2 separate regions of the Homo sapiens genome follow, and region 1 is linked to region 2. A link is a loop called in an ENCODE intact Hi-C map of the cell type or tissue named here. Cell type or tissue: ascending aorta. All regions are shown on one strand. Each heading gives the region's core, and the rest is flanking DNA. Links, peaks and the distances in the headings are about the cores only.

Evidence for each region. Hi-C counts contacts between places; a loop is a spot of excess contacts. Peaks named below come from ENCODE experiments on the same cell type or tissue, not always from the same donor. Only the 100,000 strongest peaks of a DNase experiment are listed, where the experiment ranks them.
Region 1: it touches region 2 in a loop (5-fold over the local background); 2 of 110 quality-filtered maps call a loop at or near these places.

What each region holds. Positions count from the first base shown.
Region 1 is chr14:69,386,259-69,396,900 of GRCh38, forward strand. It overlaps ERH (ERH mRNA splicing and mitosis factor), which reads right to left. Exons shown (of 4, transcript NM_004450.3): 2 at 8,567-8,654; 3 at 705-825. It also overlaps a transcript of GALNT16 not described here. Among named protein-coding and RNA genes, the nearest start is that of ERH, 6.7 kb to the right of the region's middle. In ascending aorta, for the core only: no CTCF peak of the experiment used is centred there; a DNase peak (open chromatin) is centred at 5,333; H3K4me3 peaks cover 62 bases.
Region 2 is chr14:69,312,568-69,323,209 of GRCh38, forward strand. GALNT16 (polypeptide N-acetylgalactosaminyltransferase 16) reads left to right here. Exons shown (of 15, transcript NM_001168368.2): 2 at 8,144-8,301. Among named protein-coding and RNA genes, the nearest start is that of GALNT16-AS1, 57 kb to the left of the region's middle. In ascending aorta, for the core only: no CTCF peak of the experiment used is centred there; DNase peaks (open chromatin) are centred at 4,674 and 5,384; H3K27ac peaks cover 1,566 bases.

The DNA.
Region 1 (10,642 bases), core at 2,118-10,117, 75 kb after region 2:
AAGACTTGTATATTTCTCATCACTGCTCTTTCAACTTCTAGCACAGCACCTGACATGTAATAAATATTCAAGTATCTGATGATTGAGTATTGTATCATAAGGTGCTTCCATTTTCCTCGGTTAAATGAGCTGTATTTACACTCAATTTCTGTTCGCTAATGTAAAAAAGATTAGGTAAGTCTACAGTAACACTTTATGCTCCTTGTTAGTAATTGTCAGAAGCAGATTATCAATACAAACTATAACAAATATGTTAAAAAATCTCACTCTAACATACCAAAATATACGTACTTACACAGCGTAGGATTGAAATTAAATTTCAGCTATACGCATATTTAAGTTTTTGAAATGTCATGAAAAAAAGATAATCTTAGTTTTAATCCAAAACCAATGGCTTTAAGACAAAGACTGTAAAGGAAAAAAAAAATTAGGTATAAGGAACAAAGAAGAGGCACATGGAACTTCTGAATTAGGATCCTTTCTGGATACTAACTATATCAATTAGCAAAGTTATTTTTTTCTGTGCCTTTGGCTTTATGTTGCCAATCTCTTATTTCTGTAAGAGAAATATTAATTACTATACACTATGCAAATGCAAAGATCAGTATCAGGCACATAATTAGCTCCCAATACCATAAATCACCTCAAACAGACAGAAAAGCAATAGAAAATACAAGATAAAAGACATGTTGGCTAATACTTACACCAGGCAGCTGAGGTCTGCCAGATCATCGATGAAATCAAACAACTGACTGATGTCATATGTGATAGAGGGACTGTTGGGATTCATTCTTTTCAGATGTTCTTCATACATTTTACAAACACCTAAGAAAGGATAGGAAAAAAAGCAAAATCTTACAATCGCATACACTTCTAGATATGAGCAGTGCTTATGAGCTGTGCTATATGTTGATATCATATTTACTTTAATAAAGTTGGGCTGGGGAAAAGATGATAGATTGATGGCTTTTGATTATTGCCACTAGCAAATACTTTTTTATTTTATAAATTCACCAGGTCAGGTGTAGTGGCTTACGCCTGTAATCCCAGCTCTTTGGGAGGCTGAGGCAGGAGCATCACTTGAGCCCCACAGTTTAAGACCAGCCTGCCTGGGCAACACAGGGAGACCTCATCTCTACAAAAATTAAAAAATTAGCCAGGCGTGATGGCGTGTGCTTGTGGTCCCAGCTACCTGGGAAGCTGAGGTGGGAGAATCACTTGGCTGCAGTGAGCCGTGATTGCATCACTGCACTCCAGTCTGGGCAGCTGAGAAATTCACCACAATGTTGATGTAACTATTTTGTGTCTTAATAATAAAATGATTACTTCAAACCACTGGAGCTAAGGGGCTTTAAAGACTTGCCATCTGATGGCTCAAACAAATAACACTGTGGGTCTTAACAGGTTTTTCAGTAATTCTTCCTAAAGCCACAGAGCAAAAAAAAAAAAAAAATTGGCAACAAGGAAAGAGATTATCCTAATGTATATTTAAGATCCTAGACTAGGCCGGGCACAGTGGCTCACGCCTGTAATCCCAGCACTTTGGGAGGCCAAGGCGGGCGGATCACGAGGTCAGGAGATAGAGACCATCCTGGCCAACACAGTGAAACCCTGTCTCTACTAAAAAAATACAAAAAATTAGCCAGGCATGGTGGCAGGCACCTGTAGCCCCAGCTACTCGGGAGGCTGAAGCAGGAGAATGGCATGAACCTGGGAGGTGGAGATTGCAGTGAGCCGAGATCGGCCACTGCACTCCAGCCCGGGTGACAGAGCAAGACTCTGTCTCAAACAAACAAACAAACAAAAAATCCTAGACTATGGATTCAGACAGACTTTAGTTCCAACTCTGCCCCTGTCAAACCGAGGACAAACGACGCCATTCCCTGAACCACACCTGTCAAACAGAGTTAAGAGTGCCTCTTCATAGAATTGTGAGGTTTATTTGAAATAATACACATAAAGCATTAGCACATGAACAAGGATATAAGTACTTAAATATAATAAAAAAGATAATGAGCAAAATCATTAATAGCAAGCCCACATTACTAATTATAATTAGCTATAGAGTATATTATCTATTTAGTTTTTATTCAATAATACTCTCCTTTTTTTTTTCTTTGAGATGGAGTTTTGCTCTTGTTGCCCAGGCTGGAATGCAATGATGAGATCTTGGCTCACTGCAACCTCCGCCTCCTGGGTTCAAGCGATTCTCCTGCCTCAGCCCCCCAAGTAGCTGGGATTACAGGCACCCGCCACCACACCCAGCTAACTTTTTGTATTTTTAGTAGAGACGGGGTTTTACCATGTTGGCCAGGCTGATCTTGAACTCCTGACCTCAGGTGATCAGCGTGCCTCAGCCTCCCAAAGGGCTGGGATTACAGGCTTGAGCCATCGTGCCCGGCCTGATACTCTCCTTTCTTATTCCCACAAAAGGAGAATACACCTTTTCAGTCTATTCCCGCTGTCAACTATTTTAAGACTACTATGATGAATGGCTAAGTGACATAAATGCTAGTTATCTAGAAAAAACATGTCCTATACTGTATACATAAGCCTTTTATTAGCTCCAAATTAACTTTATAAATTTCCTAATAAAAACACTATTCAACCACAGAACTATTAAACAACTATCTTAGGGCTTTTTATTGCTACTGGCATACTACATTGTGATCACAGAATATCACCCATGAGTTAATGAATGGAAAGAAAATAAAAACTAGGAAAATAAATTCGTATATGTTAAAAAGGCATTGACCCACAGTTATACTTTTTTTTTTTGAGATGGATTTTTTGCTCTTGTTGCCCAGGCTGGAGTGCATTGGCACAATCTCGGCTCACTGCAACCTCTGCCTCCCGGATTCAAGCGATTCTCTTGCCTCAGGCTCAGCCTCCCGAGTAGCTGAGATTACAGGTGTGTGCCACCACACCCGGCTAATTTTTGTATTTTTAGTAGAGACGGGGTTTTGCGATTTTGGCCAGGCTGGTCTTGAACTCTTGACCTCAGGTGATCCACCCGCGTCGGCCTCCCAAAGTGCTGGGATTACAGGCATAAGCCACCATGCCCGGCCTCCATTATACTTAATGGTTAAAGACGGGATGCTTTTCTGTTAAGATTAGGAAGAATACCAGAATATTTATTGCGCTACTTGTATTCAACATTGTACTAGAAGTTCTAGCCAGGGCAATTAGGCAAGAAAAAGAGATAACAGGCCTTCAGATTGGAAAGGAAGAAGTACAGCCATCATTATTTGCAGATGACATTATCTTACAGATATAAAATCCTAAGGAAACAATAAAAATCTATTAGAACTAAGAAATGAGTACAGCAAGGTTGCAGGATATAGGATTGGTATATGAAAATAAATTTTATTTCTATGCCTTAACAACAAGTCTGAAAATAAAATTAAGAAAACTCCATTTATAACAGCGTAAAAAAGAATAAAATTCTTAGAAATAAACGAAACAAAAGTAGTACAAAACGTGTACACCCTACACTATAAAATGTCATGGAAGGACTCTTTTCTTTCCCTTGAGACACAGTCTCATTCTGTTGCCCAGGCTGGAGTGCAGTGGCCCAATTGCAGCTCACTGCAGCCTTGACCTCTTAAGTTCAAGTGATCCTCCCAAGGATCTGTGACTACAGGTACGCGCCACCATGCCCAGCTAATTTTTGTACTTTTTGGAGAGCAGGGGTTTCATCATGTTGCCCAGGCTAGTCTCAAACTCCTGGGCTCAAGCAATCCGCTCACCTTGGCCTCCCAAAGTCCTGGGATAACAGGTGTGAGCCACCACGCCATGCAGAAAGTAAAGCCACCACACCATGCTTAATAAATGGAAAGACATCCCATGTTCATGAGTTGGAAGACCTGATGCCAATACTCCCTCAGATGATCTACGGATTCAACGCAATTCCCATAAAAATCCAAGCTGTTTTTGCAGAAACCAACAAGCTAATCCTAAGTTTGACACAGAAATGCAGGAGACCCAAGACAGCCAAAATAATCTTGAAAAAGAAAAACACTGGAGGATTCAAACTTCCTGATTTCAAAACTTACTATGAAACTACTCCAATCAAGACAATATGGTATTGGCATCAGGATAGGTATCTACATCAATGGAACAGAAATGAGAGTCCAGAAACAAACCCTCACATTTATGGTCAACTGCTTTTTGACAAGCATGCCAAAACAATTCAACAAAGAACAGTATTTTCAACAAATGATGCTAGGACAACAGGATAGTCACATGTGAAAGAATGAAGTTGGACACATCTCTACAACAGACCAGAGACTTAAAAGTAGGAGCCCAAACTATAAGACCCATAGAAAAAAATAAAGGCATTAATATTTGTGACCTTGGATAAACCAATGGTTTCTTAGATATGACACCAAAAACACAAAAATATGCAAGTTAAAGTTTATAAAAATAAAAAACTTTTGTGCTCCAAAAGACACTATTAAGAAAGTGAGAAGACACCACAAACGGGGAGAAAACCTTTATAAAACATCTATCTGATAAAGGACTAATGTCTAAAAATATACAAAGAACTCCTAAAACTTAACCATAATCACTCAATGAAAAATAGGCAGAAGATCTGGATACCTCAATAAAGATGCAGATGGCAAATAAGCACATGAAAAGATGACATTGTATGTCATTAGGGAATTGCAAATTAAAACAATAAGATACCTTAGAATGGCTAAAATCTAAATCAGTGACAACACCAAATGCTGGTAAGGATGTGGAACAGAAACTCATTCACGCTGGTGGGAATGCAAAATGGTCCTGCCACGTCTGAAGACAGTTTGGCAGTTTCTGACAAAGCTAAACATACTTGTACCACATAATCTAGCAATCACTCTCCTACGTATTTACGCAAATGAGCTGAAAACTTAGGTCCACACAAAAGCCTACACAGAAATGTTTATAGCAGCTTTATTCATAATTGCCAAAAAATAGAAGCAACCAAGATGCTCTTCAATAAGTGAATGGATAACCAAACCATGGTACATTCATTCAAGGGAATATTATTCAGCAATAAAAAGAAATCAGCTATGCAGCCACACACACAAAAAGTAAGAACCATAAAAGCATACTGCTAGGTTGGCCAGGCATGGGGGCTCATGCCTGTGATCCCCAGACTTTGGGAGGCTGAGGTGGACGGATCACTTGAGGTCAGGAGTTTGAGACCAGCCTGGCCTACACAGTAAAACCCGTCTCTACTAAAAATACAAAAAAAGGTAGCCAGGCATGGTGGCGCAGGCCTGTAATCCCAGCTACTTGGGTGGCTGAGGCAGGAGAATCGCTTGAACCAGGGAGGCAGAGGTTGCAGTGAGCTGAGATTACGTCACAGCATTCCAGCCTGGGTGACAGAGTAAGACTCTGTCTCGCACGCCAAAAAAAAAAAAAAAAAAAAAAAAAAAGCATATTGCTAGGTTAAAGCAGCCAGTCTGAAAAGGCTTCATACTCCGTAACTCTAACATGACATTCCAGAAAAGGCAAAACTACAGATATGGTAAAAAGATCAGGGGTTTGGGGGTGGTGGCAGGGAAGGAGGTATAGGTGGAGCAATGGGGATTTCTGGTAGTGAAACTACTCTGTATGATACAGTAAAGGTAGATACACGTAATTATACATGTCAAAACCCACAGAATGTTCAACACATACAGTAAACCCTAACATAAACTGCGAACTTTAGTTAATAATAATCTATGAATATTAATTCACCAATCCCAACAAGTGTAATCAGACTAATAGAAGATGCACTAATAGGGGAAACTAAGAAGGGGAGGAAAGAAGGCGTATGCTGGAGCTCTGTACTTTCCAAACAATTTTCCCATAAGCCTAAAACTGCTCTAAAAACATGGTCTTAAATAAAGTCTTTAACTGCTCTTAAAAAAAAGGGGGGAGGAAAAAAATGCTCTGATCTACAGGGGAATATTTACTACAAGAAAAAAAAAAAAAGAATAATAAAATTACCATTTGGCAACCACATCATGTGAGAACTTATTTAATAATTATTTTAACATTTTTTTGTTTTAGTTTTTTAAATGGGAAATAAATCACCACTTTTAATTTTTAGAAAAAGAGCTACCAAGTCATGAAAAGACATGGGGGAAACATAATAAATGCACATTGCTAAGTAAAAAAAGCCAGTTAAGAAAAAGCCACACACGATAATGATTCCAACTATATGACATTCTGGAAAAGACAAAACTATGGAGACAGTAAAAAGACCAATGGTTCCCAGAGGTTGAGGGTGGGGTAGGAGGGGATGAATAGGTAGAGCACAAGAAATGTTTAGGGCAGGGCAGTGAAACCATTCTGTGTGATGCTGTAATGGCGGACACATGACACTGCGCATTTGGGAAAATCCACAGTAATGTAGGACATAAGAATGAAACCTAGTATGAACTATGAACTTTACTTAATGACAATGTATCAGTAATGAATACTGGTTCACCACTGTTACAAATGCACCACACCAGTGAAATTCATTAATAATAGGGGAAATTGTGTAGGGGTGAAGAAAGAGAGTAATATCGGAAAAACTGTAGTTTCTGTTCAATTTTTCTAGAACCCTGAAACTGCCCTGAGAAATAAGAGTATTGCAGAATCAAAGACCAAACATGATAATGTAGGTTAGGTAACAATTTGCTAAGAGAGCCTGCATACAAAATCTACATCAATAGCAGGCAGAAATGTCAGCAGAGAAATGGATCTGTAAAGAGATGAAGAAAAAAATGCCATGTTCTTCTTTAAGAATTAGAGTAGATGGCCTGGAGTGGTGGCTCACGCCTGTAATCCCAGCACTTTGGGAAGCCGAGGTGGGTGGATCACTTGAGGTCAGGAGTTCGGGACCAGCCTGGCCAACGTGGCGAAACCCTGTCTTTACTAAAAATACAAAAATTAGCTGGGCGTGGTGGCACACACCTGTAGTCCCAGCTACTGAGGAGACTGAGGAAGGAGAATCATTTGAACCAAGAAGGCAGAAGTTGCAGTGAGCTGAGATGCACCACTGCACTCCAGCCTGGGCGACAGAGTGAGACTCTGTCTCAAAAAACAAAAAGAAACAAAGACACCTGCACTCATACGTTTACGGCAGTACTATACACAACAGCAAAGTCATGGAATCAACTACGTATCCATCAATGGATGACTAGACAAAGGAAATGTGGTGTATGAGAATGCATGCACACACATCCCATGGAATACTACTCAGCTATTAAAAAAAGAATAAAACCATGTCTTTGCAGCAACATGGATGGAATTGGAGGTCATTATCTCAAGTGAAGTAACTCAGAAAGTCAAACATTTAATGTTCTCATTTATTAGTGGAGGCTAAATGATGTGTGCACATGGACAGACAGAGTGGAATAACTGACACTGGAGACTACAAAAGGTGGGAGAATGGTGAGGGATGAAAAATCACTACTGCGTACAATGTACACCAGGTGATGGCTACAATAAAAGCCCAGACTTGGTTGGCGCGGTGGCTCATGCTTGTAATCCCAGAACTTTGGGAGGCTAAGGCAGGAGAACTGCCTGAGGCTAGAAGTCTGAGACCAACATGTGCAACACAGTGACCCCATCTCTATAAAAAAACCAAAAAATTAGCCAGGTGTGGCGGCAGGTGCCTCTAGTCCCAGCTATTTGGGAGGCTGAGGCAGGAGGACTGCTTGAGCCCAGGAAACTGAGACTGCAATAAGCCATTATCACCACTGTACCCCAGCCTGGGTGACAGAGCAAGACCCCGTGTCTTAAGGAAAAAAAAAAAAAGGCCCAGACTTTACTACTATGCCATATATCTATATAAGAAGACTACACTTGTATCCCTTAAATCTATTAAAACAACCTATTAAAAACAGACAGACACACAAGCCTATAGTGTTTGAGCTTAACCAGAATATATAAGGGATACCTGTAAAATATTTCCATACTGTAACAAAATAACATGTGACAAATAAGAAGAGAATATTTATAAAACAACAAGCAGCTCTGGAAAGTCACTCATTATATACATTAGTTTAAAAAAAAAAAACACCTAATACTTGTAGCAAGGAGGATACTATATACATAATTAATGTTTAAAATGTTCAACCGGCCAAGGCGGATTACTTGAGGTCAGGAGCTCGAGACCAGCCTGGCCAACATGGTGAAACCCCATCTCTACTAAATACACAAAAAATTATCTGGGTGTGGTGGCCCATGCCTGTAGTCCCAGCTACTTGGGAGGCTGAGGCACAAGAGAATCACTTGAACCTGGGGGGCGGAGGTTGCGTAAGCCGAGATCGCATTACTGCACTCCAGTCTGGGTGATAGAGCGAGACTCTGTCTCAAATAATACATAAATAAACAAACAAATAAATAAAATGTTCAATAATTATGGTCCATCCTAAATATCTGCTTTCCCTCCTAAAATTAGCAATTCAATAAATTTGGAGGGTTGGAAGTGATAAAGGCAGGGCCTGGGGTGGATGGACTATTAAAAAAAAAAAATTTGGAGGGGAAAAACCCAGTTCCTAAATGAGACATTTTTCTACCCCTTGATTAGTGTTAAACTCACCTTCCATGCATTCATTCACAGATTCGTAGTCAGCATAAGTTCTGCCTTCTGGCCTCTTGGTAGGCTGTACCAGCAAAATGGTGTGAGACTGCAGGGGAAAACATGATTTCAATATAAGTTTCTATTTGAGAAATTCATAGTATGATAAAAAAAAATCCCCATTTGTAATGCAATAATGATTGCTAGTTATTAAAATGTAATTAGAGAGGCCAGGCATGGCATCCCATGCCTATAATCCTCATCCTCTGGGAGGCTGAGAGGGGGAAAATCACTTGAGGCCAGAAGCTTGAGACCAACCTGGGCAACATAGCAAGACCCTGTCTCTACAAAAAAATAAAATTTGCCGGGTGCATGCCTGTAGTCCCAGCACTTTGGAAGTCTAAGGCAGGAGGATTCCTTGAGCCCAGGAGGCTGAGACTGCAGTGTGCCATGATCACACCATTGCATCGGAGAGTGAGGCCCTATCTCTTAAAAGAAAAAAAAAAGTCATTAGGATACTTTTCCCACAAAAATATTGATGTCTTAGTCTAAGTATAGTATCTAGCTGGATTCACAACTCTGCTGTACGGTCTCCCTAAGTCTCCCAGTCCTACCGTACTTACTGCCTACAAGTAATCAGTATAAGCTACCTTGCCCTCCTTTTCCTTTTCTATCTTTTCTTCCCAACTAAATTATAAACCTGCTTAGGTTTTCTGTCTCCAGTGGTCACTTTCCATCTTTAATGCTCTTAAGTCACTAATAAAAACTCAGATGGGCTGATGAAAGGAAACAAAAGGGGAAATAGTATAATAATCACAAGCATGGTTTCAACTTAAGCTTTTTTTCCAACCTCAGCGTAAGAGCAAAGTCACATTTTATCCAGGGGTTAGACTTAACATTAAAGCAGTAGATAAATTAGCAATATAAACATATCATAAGAATTACCCTTAAAAATCCATTAAACTATTCACCTAGTAGATGACTTGCCTTACTGGGCTTTCTCATACCAAAATCACATATTAGAATCACACAGAAAGTTAGGTCATCACACTATGAGAAATGTGAAATAATGCCCATAGCAGACAGACTTGTCTTCCACTTCGTGCTCACTGGGAAACATGTTTTTGTTAGTGATCAGTCACTAACAAATCAATCTCAGTGTTTTCTCAACGTGGGCTCTATTACCTTTTGGGTTGACTGATTCTTTGTTACAAATGTCCCTTGGGGAGCAAAAAATCTCATCCAGCTGAGAATTCACTGGTCTGTTGAAAATATGACCCATCCAATTTTCTGCTACATGTGTAAGGTTAATTAAATGCAAGTATGATGCAACTCCACTGTAAATCCAGTCCCAAATCAAACTATTCACCTTTTTCCTTCTCTTCTGCTGTACTAGTATTTTTCAGCCAAAAACCAGAAAACAAAAATTTCCTAACAGGAACCCTAAACTGTTTTGGAATAACATAATTTTTTTTTGGAGACAGTTTTGTTCCTGTTGCCCAGGCTGGAGCGCAAAGGCGCGATCTCAGCTCACCGCAACCTCTGCTTTCCGGGTTCAAGCGAATCTTCTGCTTCAGCCTCCCAAGTAGCTGGGATTACAGGCATGCACCACCATGCTCGGCTAATTTTGTCTTTTTAGTAGAGATGGGGTTTCTCCATGTTGGTCAGACTGGTCTTGAACTCCCGACCTCAGGTGATCTGCCTGCCTCGGCCTCCCAAAGTGCTGGGATTACAGGCGTGAGCCACCGCGCCTGGACAAAATGATCAGAATTTTTAACCATCAAATTGGAACAGAAATAGCTGAAGCCCAGACTTTCTGAATAAACAATGGAAAAATAGTACATTTAACATGACATGCAAAACCAAGGGTTATCATACCCTTCTCTCCCCATCAAGAACTAAACCACTTTGACTAAAAGTTTCAGAGGGTTTGACATAAAAACGGAACTTGGTGACAAGAGACGAAGGATTAACTCTCACCTGTAATAACCTGAGCAGTCAAAGCCTTTGTTAAATCGATTTAAAAGCCACAGAAAGCATCATATTAGATTATTTGTTATACAGAAGTCTTTGTAAGCTAGCTACTCAAAAAGTTTC
Region 2 (10,642 bases), core at 1,218-9,217:
AGGGTCATCAGGACCTTGAGGGTGTCGCTGGCTGAGAGGACCCAGGAAATCTGGTGGTGTGCTGATTTGGTCTGAGTACACAAACTCTTGTATTTTTCTGTTCTTCCATGTTCTTTTGAGCCATAGTCAAGAAGCGCATGTCCAGGCCAAGGAGTGACAGCACTGGGCAAGTCCCTATCTGAGCCACGAGCTGATGCCCTGATCCTTGAGCCAAGGAAGGAAGCGACCTCCAGCCTGAGCTTGTCAGGACTCAGCTGTGTGCCGGGCACCAGAGGCCAGCCTGCTTTGGAGCTGAGGACTCAGAATTGGCAAGAGGGGATGCCAAGGACATCTGAGCCACAAGCTGGTCTGAAGGCACACAGAGAAAGCTTTGTGCTTAGGCTCTGTGGCCAGACAGCCTCAATTTTGGTCCCGGCTAAGCCACTCAGCAGCTATGTGACCTTGGGCATACTATTGTACCTCTAGGCCTCAGTTTCCACCTCTGTAAAATAAGAATAAGAGGAGCATTTGGAGATAGAAATAAGCCCTTGGCATAGCACCCAGTGCACAGTAGACCCTCAATGAGCCGTCAGCATCAGCTCATTCCTGTTGAAGATGCCCAGTCTTCCCCCCATACTCTGGGCTACAGCAGCTGTGGCTGGAAGGATCAGGTAGGGCTTTTGTACCCTTCACAGACTCAGAGATGCTTGATTTGCACTGGCGAAACTGATAAGCAGATGCAAGCCGAGCATCACATATCTCTGGCATGGACCAGCCTCACACTCCCTCCATCCGCAGATGGCCTCTGGGCTGGGCAAAGGGCGGGAAATGGAGACCTGGGGAGCCTGGTGGACCTGGAGAGGACCCTCGGGTCTGAGCAGAGACTGCCTGGAATGGCGGGCCTGATGCCTTGGCCTAGCCTTAGGTAGAGGACCCTGGGTGGCTCAGATCCCTAGGGGAATAAGCAGTGGGCCTCCCTCCACTTTCTTGGTGAGATCACTGGAACCACAAGCACTCATAAGGCCACAGGAACTCTTTCTCAGTGAAACCAGTAGTGTTGGAAAGCTGTGCAGTCATCAGTACCCCTGGAGGAGTCATATTAGGATGTGTTGGGAAATCTAACTGGAGGCCTTAGGTGGGTTTCCCCAGGCAGCTCCTATCTCGTGTTCTGGATATGTAATTAAACTAGGGCCTCCCAGGCCTGTGGGACAGAAGTGTTGCAAGGTAGTGGATTTCCATAGTAACCATGGTGGCTCTAGCTGAGTTTCAGTTGGCTCTGCTGATGGTGAAGTTCCTGGTCAATACAAATATAGGCCAAAAACCAGACTCGCGGTTAGCCTTCCTGGGAACGGGGTCAGAGGAGATAGCCTTTAAGGTCCCTCGTAGTTCCAAGATCCTGTGATTAGCCCCTCACCATCATGAGTTTGTACAAAGCAGCGGCTCTCAACTTGGTAGCACATTGGAACTGCCTGGAGAGCTTTAAAAACATCTGATGCTTTTGTCCCACCTCCAGAGATTCTGGTTTAGTTGGTCTTGGGTATGGCCTGGACATCAGGCTTTTTGCCATCTTCCCACGTGATTCTAATGTGTGGCCAAGGTTGAGAACTACTGACAAAAAGGCAGACAACGTATATAATAATAGTTAATAACAATTCGTTAGTTAATAATAATAATCACAATTTATGTGCCAGGCACTGTGCAAAGCACATTATATGCATTGCATTCTTGATAATTTCCATTTTCCAGATGAAGAAGAAACATGTTCAGAAAGGGAAGTGACTTTCCAAGGCCAGAGAGCAGTAAGAACTGCCATTCTATACCAGAGCCATGAGAGTTCAAAGCCCTGGCCAGTCACTTCTATAATTGCCACTTTTGAGGCAATGTGCAGCAGAAGATGGGGACATGTCTGGAGCAGACTCCTGAGGGACCCTTGATACTCCACTCAGGCCTCCCCTGTACCCAACCTGAGGTTCCTGGCCCTGTGCAACCTGCAGCACCTTGTCTGGTTGGATGAGACCACTGGCAGCCCAGTGGGGTTGGCTACTTCCTGAGGCAGGCTCAGGGAGGCCCTGTGGAACCCTCCTTTTCATTTGGAAGAGTTGGAACCTGAGACCTTGAGCTCAGAGATGTCGAATTATGTGCTTAGCTTCCCAGCTCTCATAATGAATGGCAGTCTTTCAACTTGGGACAGAGAATCAGGTAAGATTTTACTCCCAGGGGAGTGGGGAGTGGTTGGAAATCACATTTTATTCACCAGGTGTTTTTGGTTTATAGCAGACTCAGGAAAAAAGTCAGGGGCCATCCATAAAATAGGGCCAGAGCCTTTTTACTTGCAGTTTCATTGAAATTTAGTGAAAGGTAAACCCAGCAGGTACCTGTTTTACTGGCAGTAAAAGAAAATTGGGCAACAATTATTTAAAATGAGTCAGAGCTGTTTAAATCTAAAATTTAGGGGTATGTGTATGTTTTAAAAGAAAGTTTACAAGGCTTGGAGATTTGGACTGAACTGTTTTTGATGAAAATGACATGGAAAATATTTTCCTTTCTTATTTTAAACCTTCTTCTTTGCTGTTTGTTTCCTAAATTTAGCAGGAAGCAATAAGCAAATCTAGCTGGAAAAAAAAACTGAAGCAAGTTAGGGAAGTTTCAAGGTCTAATCGAAATGATAGACTGAAAATAAAGCTGTCCAAGGTGAGACAGTAATTCTTCCCATTTTATAGAAAAAAGTCATTATTTCAACTTAAACCATTTCAGATGTGATTGACCTATTGGACACGGAAGTGCTGGATTTGGCACTCCCTAAAAGTACAAAGACTGGGGAGGGAGGCAACTGTCTAAACATCAGCCAAGAACTCTCAGCAGGAGGCTGGAAGGATGTGGGAGGCTCGTCAGCCTGTCACTCACCATCTCCCCAACCTTCCTTCCTCACCATGGCAACACCAGGGCTTCTGGAGCCATGGTCCAGATGGAACCCCCAGTCTCAAAGCCTGAACACCGCCCTGCCTGCTGGGGAAGGCTGGGAATGCCCCACCCAACTCTAGACTTAAGCCACTGGCCAAATGCCAAAGACGGGCCTGATATTTTGGAATGGAGTGTTGACACCAGTGACTGTCATTGTTGTCAGTGACTCACTTGTTGGGTTTTGGGTTTGACTTTGTTTTTTACTTGTGGAGAATGATTTTCTATTTATTGGAAGAACTGCAGGACTGATATCTCTGAACTTTTGGTCACTAGAGAAGAACACCCAACTCAAATCAGTTTTTAAAAAAAAAAATATGTAGGTAGGTAGGTAGATAGATACTTTACATCTCTTGGTTCTGATTGTTTCTTCTTGGTTCATTTTTCAGACAAGGTTTCTCCATGTGATGGACAAGAAGATTCTCATTTTGCACGCTTGGCAGTGCTGGCAAAAAAAAAAGTTCATTGTATAGAAAAGTCTCAGGGAAGATTCTGATTGGCCCAGATCAAATCAAATGACCATTCCTGAACCAATCACTGTGTCTAGAGGTGCAGTAATGAGATTGGCCTAGCCAGGGTCTTGTGCTCACCCTTGTGGTGGTGCTTGGGGTGTTGGTGGGACAGGGGACAGTGAATGACAGTCCTGCCAGAAGCCTATGAGTGGGGAAGAAGATCTCCAAGACAGGCAAACTACCATACGCCGGCTTGGTCCACCTCAGTCTCAAGTATTGTATTTGGCCAAGGGTGCAGGGATGGTGGGGAAAGGAGGAAGGAGAGGCTTGAGATTACACATGTATTCAGTAGCTATTGTTTTTGAGTGCCTACAATCACCAAGGTTTTTCTCTGGGCTTTGGGATTCAGCATGAGACAAAACAGAAAACCCCTGCCCTAGTGAAGCTTATAATCTTGTGGGGAGAGGTAGCCAAAACCCTAAAATAAATAAGTAAAGCACATATAGACTGTGAGATTGCAATGAGTGCCTTAGGAGAAGCAAAACACTGCAGGAGGGCAGGGAATGAGAGGGTCGGGTTGGGGTCACAGAGTTACATGTGGTGGTTGGGGAAGGCTCACAGAGGAGGTGAGGTTTGAGCAGCGTCCTGCAGGAGGTTTGAGCAGGGCCCTGCAGGCCCTACACAGAGGAGCCTTCCACAGAAAGAGAGTGTGGCTGGAGCAGAGCAAGTAAGGGGCAGCAGTGGAAGCAAGTTCAGCAAGGTGACACCTGCCCAGAGAGCGCCTCAGGCCATTGTGAGCTTGGGGGCTTGTAGTCTGTGAGGGGGGGGGGCACTGAAGGTCACGTGATGTATCACAGGGTCCCATTTGTTTGCTGTTTTCTCTCCATTTGATTATAGGTCCTTTGAGAGCAGGGACAATATTTAGGTATTCATTCATTTACTTATCTATTCCTTGATTCAGCAACCACCTGTTGAGTACCTACTGTGTGCCAGGTGCAGGGAGCCCCATGAGGAAGAGCTCACCATCTAGTGGAAAAGAAAGAGAAGTAAAGCACAAATGTCAGTGTCATGTGACATGTGCCCCTGCTTGACATAAGAATTCCACCAACAACCCAAAATACTTTCACTACCCCCTCCAGAGAGGGCAGCCAAGCTAGTCCCATCTAGTGGCTCCAAGCCCAGGATCTCCAGTCTCTTGAGCTGGTCCAGATATAGCTCCTCATGGTCCTGCAGCCAAGTGCCAAATGATGCATTTACTCCCTCGCCAATACACTTAGTGAGCAACATGGATGGAATGCAGGCTAGCAGCAGCACAGTTCCCCTTTAGAAGAGGGGAGGAGGGAAACAGCATCCACTGGTCACACGACATCTGCAGACTCCTGCTCCAGTGGGAGTCAGGGTGGGGTGAGGTTCTGTGGTCAGTTCTCCAGCTCCGCTCTGAGCTTGGGGTTGGCGGTTTCTTCTTTCTGATCCTCCATGGCCAAGCCTGGCATGGGATGGGGCATGAAAGGGACCAGATGCTTGGATTCCTGTTCTAGGGGTTATGTTGCCTTTTGTTTATTTCCACATTCCCAGCCTCTTACCCAGTGTATGTACATAGTAGGTTTTCACTCAGTATTTGCTGAGTTAATACCAGTGTTGTTAAGTACACTGCCTATGAATACACAGGGCAGACATTGAATCAGGCTATGGAGCATGGGAGGGCATCAAAGACGATTTTGTGAATTCATGACTTGGGTGGAACTGCTCATCTCGGCAACAGGGAATGCAGGAGAAGCAGCAGCTTTGGGATAAGTGGGGAATTTGTTTTGAGATGCCAAGTTAGGGGCACCCGTGGGACATTCAAAGACCTGAAGTCTCAAGATCAAAGAATGGGGCTAAAGGCAAAAGGAGGAGTTCAAGAGCTGGAAGGAAATGATTATGATCTGGGCATGGGAACTGGGGTTACATATCGGAAGTAGAACGGCTCTGGGTGGTGACCGGGGCGAGGCCAGAGAGAGCTGAGGAGAGAGGAAGTGAAAGCCCTTCAGAGGTCATGGAATTGTGGCCAGGAGCCACAACCTACCCTTCCTCAGGATCCCCTTCACTTCACTGGCTCAGGGCCAACTGACATTTCAGCTCCAACCCCAAGGAACAGCAGGGTCATCCTGAAAGGAGAGCTAAGGCCTCTGGGCCTGTTGTTTCCATGACACCTGTCTCACAGGTGAAGAGTCAAACCCCAAACCCTGATACCACCTGGAGCGGGGTTGGACCACCCAGAGAGTATGGCTTGTGGAAGGGAACAGCAGACTTTACTTTTCCCAATAGCATCTTTGAGGATGTGTAACTCAATTTCGAGGCCTTGGGAGGAACCTCTCTAGAGAGCCTGGGCCTGAGCAGACATTCTTCCCCAACAGTCTCCATGGCCCTGAGGAAGCCTTGAATGAAGTGGGGAAGGCAGCAGGCTGGGGCAGGGGGAACTATCTCAGAAACCTTACTTCTGCTTCCTGGCACATAGGAGGCGCTTGGTGGAGCTTTGTTGAATGAATGCATGCATGAATGGATGAGTGAATGCAAGCATTCATAAACAAATGAATGCATGTTTAGGTGATTCAGAAGGGTGCCCCAGTGCCTGGTAGATGGGTGACTGTCAGTCAATGTTCACTGGGCAATGAATGAGTGTGGGATGAGGACTCAGAGGTTTCCTGAGCCCACAGAGTGGCCGTAAGTCCTAAATAAACAAACATGGCTATTTCCCACAGCTGACCTGGAGGATAACGAAGTGCATACTCTCCCTTTGGGAGCTTCAGCAAATCATCCCTCTGCAGTTTTTCTTTAATTTTAGCTCCTTTGCCATCAACTGGAGGCTCCGTTCCATTTCCCTGACCTAGAGCTAAGAGGGCATCCATCGCTCTCCCAGGTGGGAAGGACAAAAAGAATCACTCTCCCTTTCAGAGTTGGATGGCTTGGATCCTTCTGGCGATCCAGGGCCCAAGCCAGAACATTCCTTTTGTCCCTCTCTCCCTCCTTCCTTCCTTCCATCTTCCGTCTTTCCTGAAATGGATTTTGAGTTCACTGGGGGCTCCGCCACATCTGTTCAGTCTCTGGCATGGCACCACCTCAGTGTTCCACACAGCAGCCACAGCAGTGTTACCATCATGAGCATCTGTGTCTAGCATGGGGTGGGCCCAGTGGACACGAGGACATCTCCCTCACTGTTCTGCCCTCAGGGAACCTCCAACTGGCTCCTAGGACAGGAGGCAACCCTAGAAGGTAGTATCGCTACAGAGTGGCAGCAGTTCAGGAGATCAGAGCTCCCCGGACCCTGGGCATGCCTGTCCAGTGAGGTCGGGGGCTAGGCTCTCAGGGGAACATAGAGGCCCTGAGCTGCTGGTGACAGTCCCAGTGTCATTCCACACAGCGATCCACTCCCCACAGGTCTAGCTGCCTTGCTGGGACCATCCCTCTAGGACTAGGCCTGTGATAGCATCCTCATGCAAGAGTTTTGTGAGTGGGCAATTCTCACCCTCCTTTCTGCTTCCTCTGGGGCCCCAGCTTCAGCCCAGGGCTGATGGTTGGGCGGAAAGTTGGAGTTGGGATGTACCCACAGTTGATGATATTTCATGGCACTCTGGAGAACATCCAGCCAGCAGTTTGGTTCAAGTAATGAGATGTCAGGGTGCTTGCATCCATCTGTTAATTTCAGATGTGTCCTTCCCCAGTGTCTGTTGCTGGAGACTCTGGGAGCACAGGGTAGGGTGTGGCCATGAAGGAACGGGATGGGCAATGGCATCTGCCATCCATCACTGCCCAGCACTTAGTGCCTGGGGACCAGTGGATCTTACAGGGGCCATTTCAGGAGCAAGCAAAAGTCCCAGAGAAGATGCATCACTGTCTGAGCACTTGAGTTCTGGTAGCTCTGGCATCAGCCTGCAGGGGTTTGCTGTCCTTACAGGTAGTTCTTTATGCAGCAGATTGTCCAAGCCCTGGTGTTTTACTGATCGGGTGCCTCATATAATGCCTAGGCCAGGGCTAGGCCCAAGTTTCTGCCTAGGAGACTGTCAATCTGCAGGCGCTTGGCAGCATCCATTCTGGTTTGTAGTCCCCTCAGGACACCTTGCCTTAGAGGTCTGGTGCACTCCAGGACTCACCCCCCCAATATCCCGCAAAGAACATTGGTTAAGAGCATGGGCTTTGGAGTCGGAATGACCAGTTTAAATCCAGACCTTGTGACTTAATAGCTCTGACCCTGGATGCTTTTTAAAAAGCCTCTTGATGGCCGGGCGCGGTGGCGCATGCCTGTAATCCCAGCACTTTGGGAGGCTGAGGTGGGTGGATCACTTGAGGTCAGGAGTTCAAGGCCAGCCTAGCCAACACCACGAAACTCCACCTCTACCAAAACTATGAAAATTAGCTAGGCGTGGTGGTGCGCACCTGTAATCTCAGCTACTTGGGAGGCTGAGACAGGAGAATCGCTTCAACCTGGGAGGCAGAGGTTGCAGTGAGCCAAGATCTGCACTCCAGCCTGGGTGACAGAATAAGACCCTGTGTCAAAAAAAAGAAAAAAAAAAGAAAAAAAGAAAAAAAAAGAAACCCTCTTGAGCCTCAGTTTTCTCTTCTGTACAGTGGGGGAGATAATGGTCTCCTCCTCATAGAGTTGGCGTAAGGCACAAATGAGGCCACGTGGCTGGCTCCCGCCTGGTGTGTGCTGAGCACTCGCCAAGCAGTGGGGTCCTCCTGCCTGTGGTCCTCTCTGATGCTGACCTTCATCTCAGGTGACAGGAACTCCCTCGAAAGGCTTTGATGAGAAGGCCTACCTGTCGGCCAAGCAGCTGAAGGCTGGAGAGGACCCCTACAGACAGCACGCCTTCAACCAGCTGGAGAGTGACAAGCTGAGCCCAGACCGGCCCATCCGGGACACCCGCCATTACAGGTACGGCCTCCATCGTGTCAGTGGAGGAAGAAAGACTGAGAGAAAGCCAACATTGTTTAGTTTGTCTTCTTTTACGTGTATCTAAGAAATGAGGATGATTTCCTCAGACTGTGTCCAGTGATTTAGACATTCAAAAACCCTCACCCTCTGTTGCTGGTTTACCTGGCCTACTGAGGCCCTGCCAAGACCAAGGAAACCGCTCCGCTGGGGCCAAGGAGGCCCCAAGGCACTTCAGTCTGGCGCCCCAGCAAAAGTGACCTGGGAGGGGACCAAAGGAGGTCCGTGGCAGTGGGTGAGCCAGGCGCTCTTGGGGCCTTACTGGTGGTGCCTAAAGTGGAGAGAGTCACAGCCCTGCACATTGCAAACAGTGGGGTGCTGTGGCCCACCCCATTGACCTCCCTTTCCTGCACCACAGCTCCACCTCCTCAGCAACTCCCAGAAATGCTTCCTAGTCTTGTTCTTAGTTCTCTCAGTATGGTGAGGTGGGAGAGGCCTTAGACCAGGACCAAGGAAGCCTCCACTCTCATCCCAGCTCAGTGTGCGTGACCGGCCTTAAGCAAGGCATTAGCCCCTCTCTGGGTCTATGCCCTTGTGTGTTCTGTCTAGAGGGTGAAAGTCACCATCTCCAGTCTTTCCTCTTCCTGCCGTCACCTGCACGAACAGTCTGAGTTCCTGATGCTGAAGCACCACCCCCCGCTCCCCATGACCTGGCCTTACCCACCTTTCCCCCAGCACTTGATGGTCCTGCAGTCCCAGATTCCTCCCTCCTTCCTTCCTTGCTTTCACACATGCTGTTTCCTCTGCCTAAACGCACCTCCTCCGCCCCACCTACCCTTTGAGCTACTTGGCTCACTTCGAGGACACTTGGCTCACTGTCCTCTCCTCCATGGAAGGCTCCTTCCCAACCCGGGCTAGGTTGGGCCCCTCTTCTGTGCTCTGTGCAGACATCTCACAGAATGGCCAGGGCGCTGTTGGAGCTGACTCACGGCTGTGCCTGCAGCTGTGTGCTCAAAGCTAGGCTGGGCCTCCGTCTGGTCCTGGCTTGAGGGTAGCAACAATGACTTGGATCAAGGTTGCTTTTACTTCTGAAGCAGCTACTCCACAGCACAAAGGGTATAGGTGAGGTGAGGGTGCGAGAGGGCCTGGTTCTAGCACCTTCCTTGTCACTCACAGATGCATGCCTGAAGTCCAGGGTGCTTGGTGGCCTGTGCAAGGTGAGATGAACACAGGGCTGGGGGAGCCCCAGACCTTGGCCTTGCTGTCCTGTAACGCCAGCACTGTCAGCCTCCAGAAACCACTCATGCAGCCAAGTAAGGCAGTACTCCTGCTTCGCGGCAAGGACACCACCAGGCCTGCTGGCTGTTTCTGGGCCTCAGAAGTTCTTTCTCACCCAGTCCTGGGCAGCATCCCCTCCTGTCTGCCTGTGCTGCAGAAGAGGTTACATCCACATAGCTCCACTTAGAGACCTTTCATGGGCAGCCCTAGCCATGGCTGACCTAGTCCCAGGGTCTAGAGGATCTGTTGGCCCCAATCTGTGAATTGAGGGCTTGCCCTGGATAATCTCTGTTCACCCCCCAGCTTACCTGACTCTGAACCGCCTCAGGTGCTCACTGAGAAACTTAAAGGGGGAATTGCCCTGGGGGCTATGTACATTTTTAAATGAGACGCTTTAAATCCAGGGTAGTGGTGGGTTGATGAGGTGCCACATGCTGCTGCTGGGCCCTGTCAGAAAGCTGAGGTGGGCCAGGCACGGTGGCTCACACCTGTAATCCCAGCACTTTGGGAGGCTGAGGTGGGTGGATCATTTGAGGTCAGGAGTTCAAGACCAGCCTGCCTATCATGGTGAAACCCTGTCTCTACTAAAATACAAAAATTAGCTGGGTGTGGTGGTGGGCACCTGTAATCTCAGCTACTCGGGAGGCTAAGGCAGGAGAATCTCTTGAACCTGGGAGGCAGAGGTTGCAGTGAGCCAAGATCGCAGTACCGTACTCCAGCCTGGGTGCCAGAGTAAGGCTCCGTCTCAAAAAAGAAAAAAGAAAGCTGAGGTGGCTCACGGGGTGTGTGTGTGTGTGTGTGTGTGTGTGTGTGTGTGTGTGTGTGTGTGTGTGTGTGTGCGCGCGCACGCGCGCACGCATGCACACGTGTAGGGAAGCAAAGGACGTGCTGGCTTTAGTGGGCAGGCCTCCTGCCATGGTGGGGCCAGTTTGCTGGTAGAAGCTGCTCTTCCTTGCAGCCCTGCAGGCTGTAGTGTCCGCTGGACTCCAAATTGTCAGGTTCATTTCTGGTCCAGCCTCAATCTAGGGAGCCCGCTCCAGGGGAGCAAAGGGACATAAACCACATA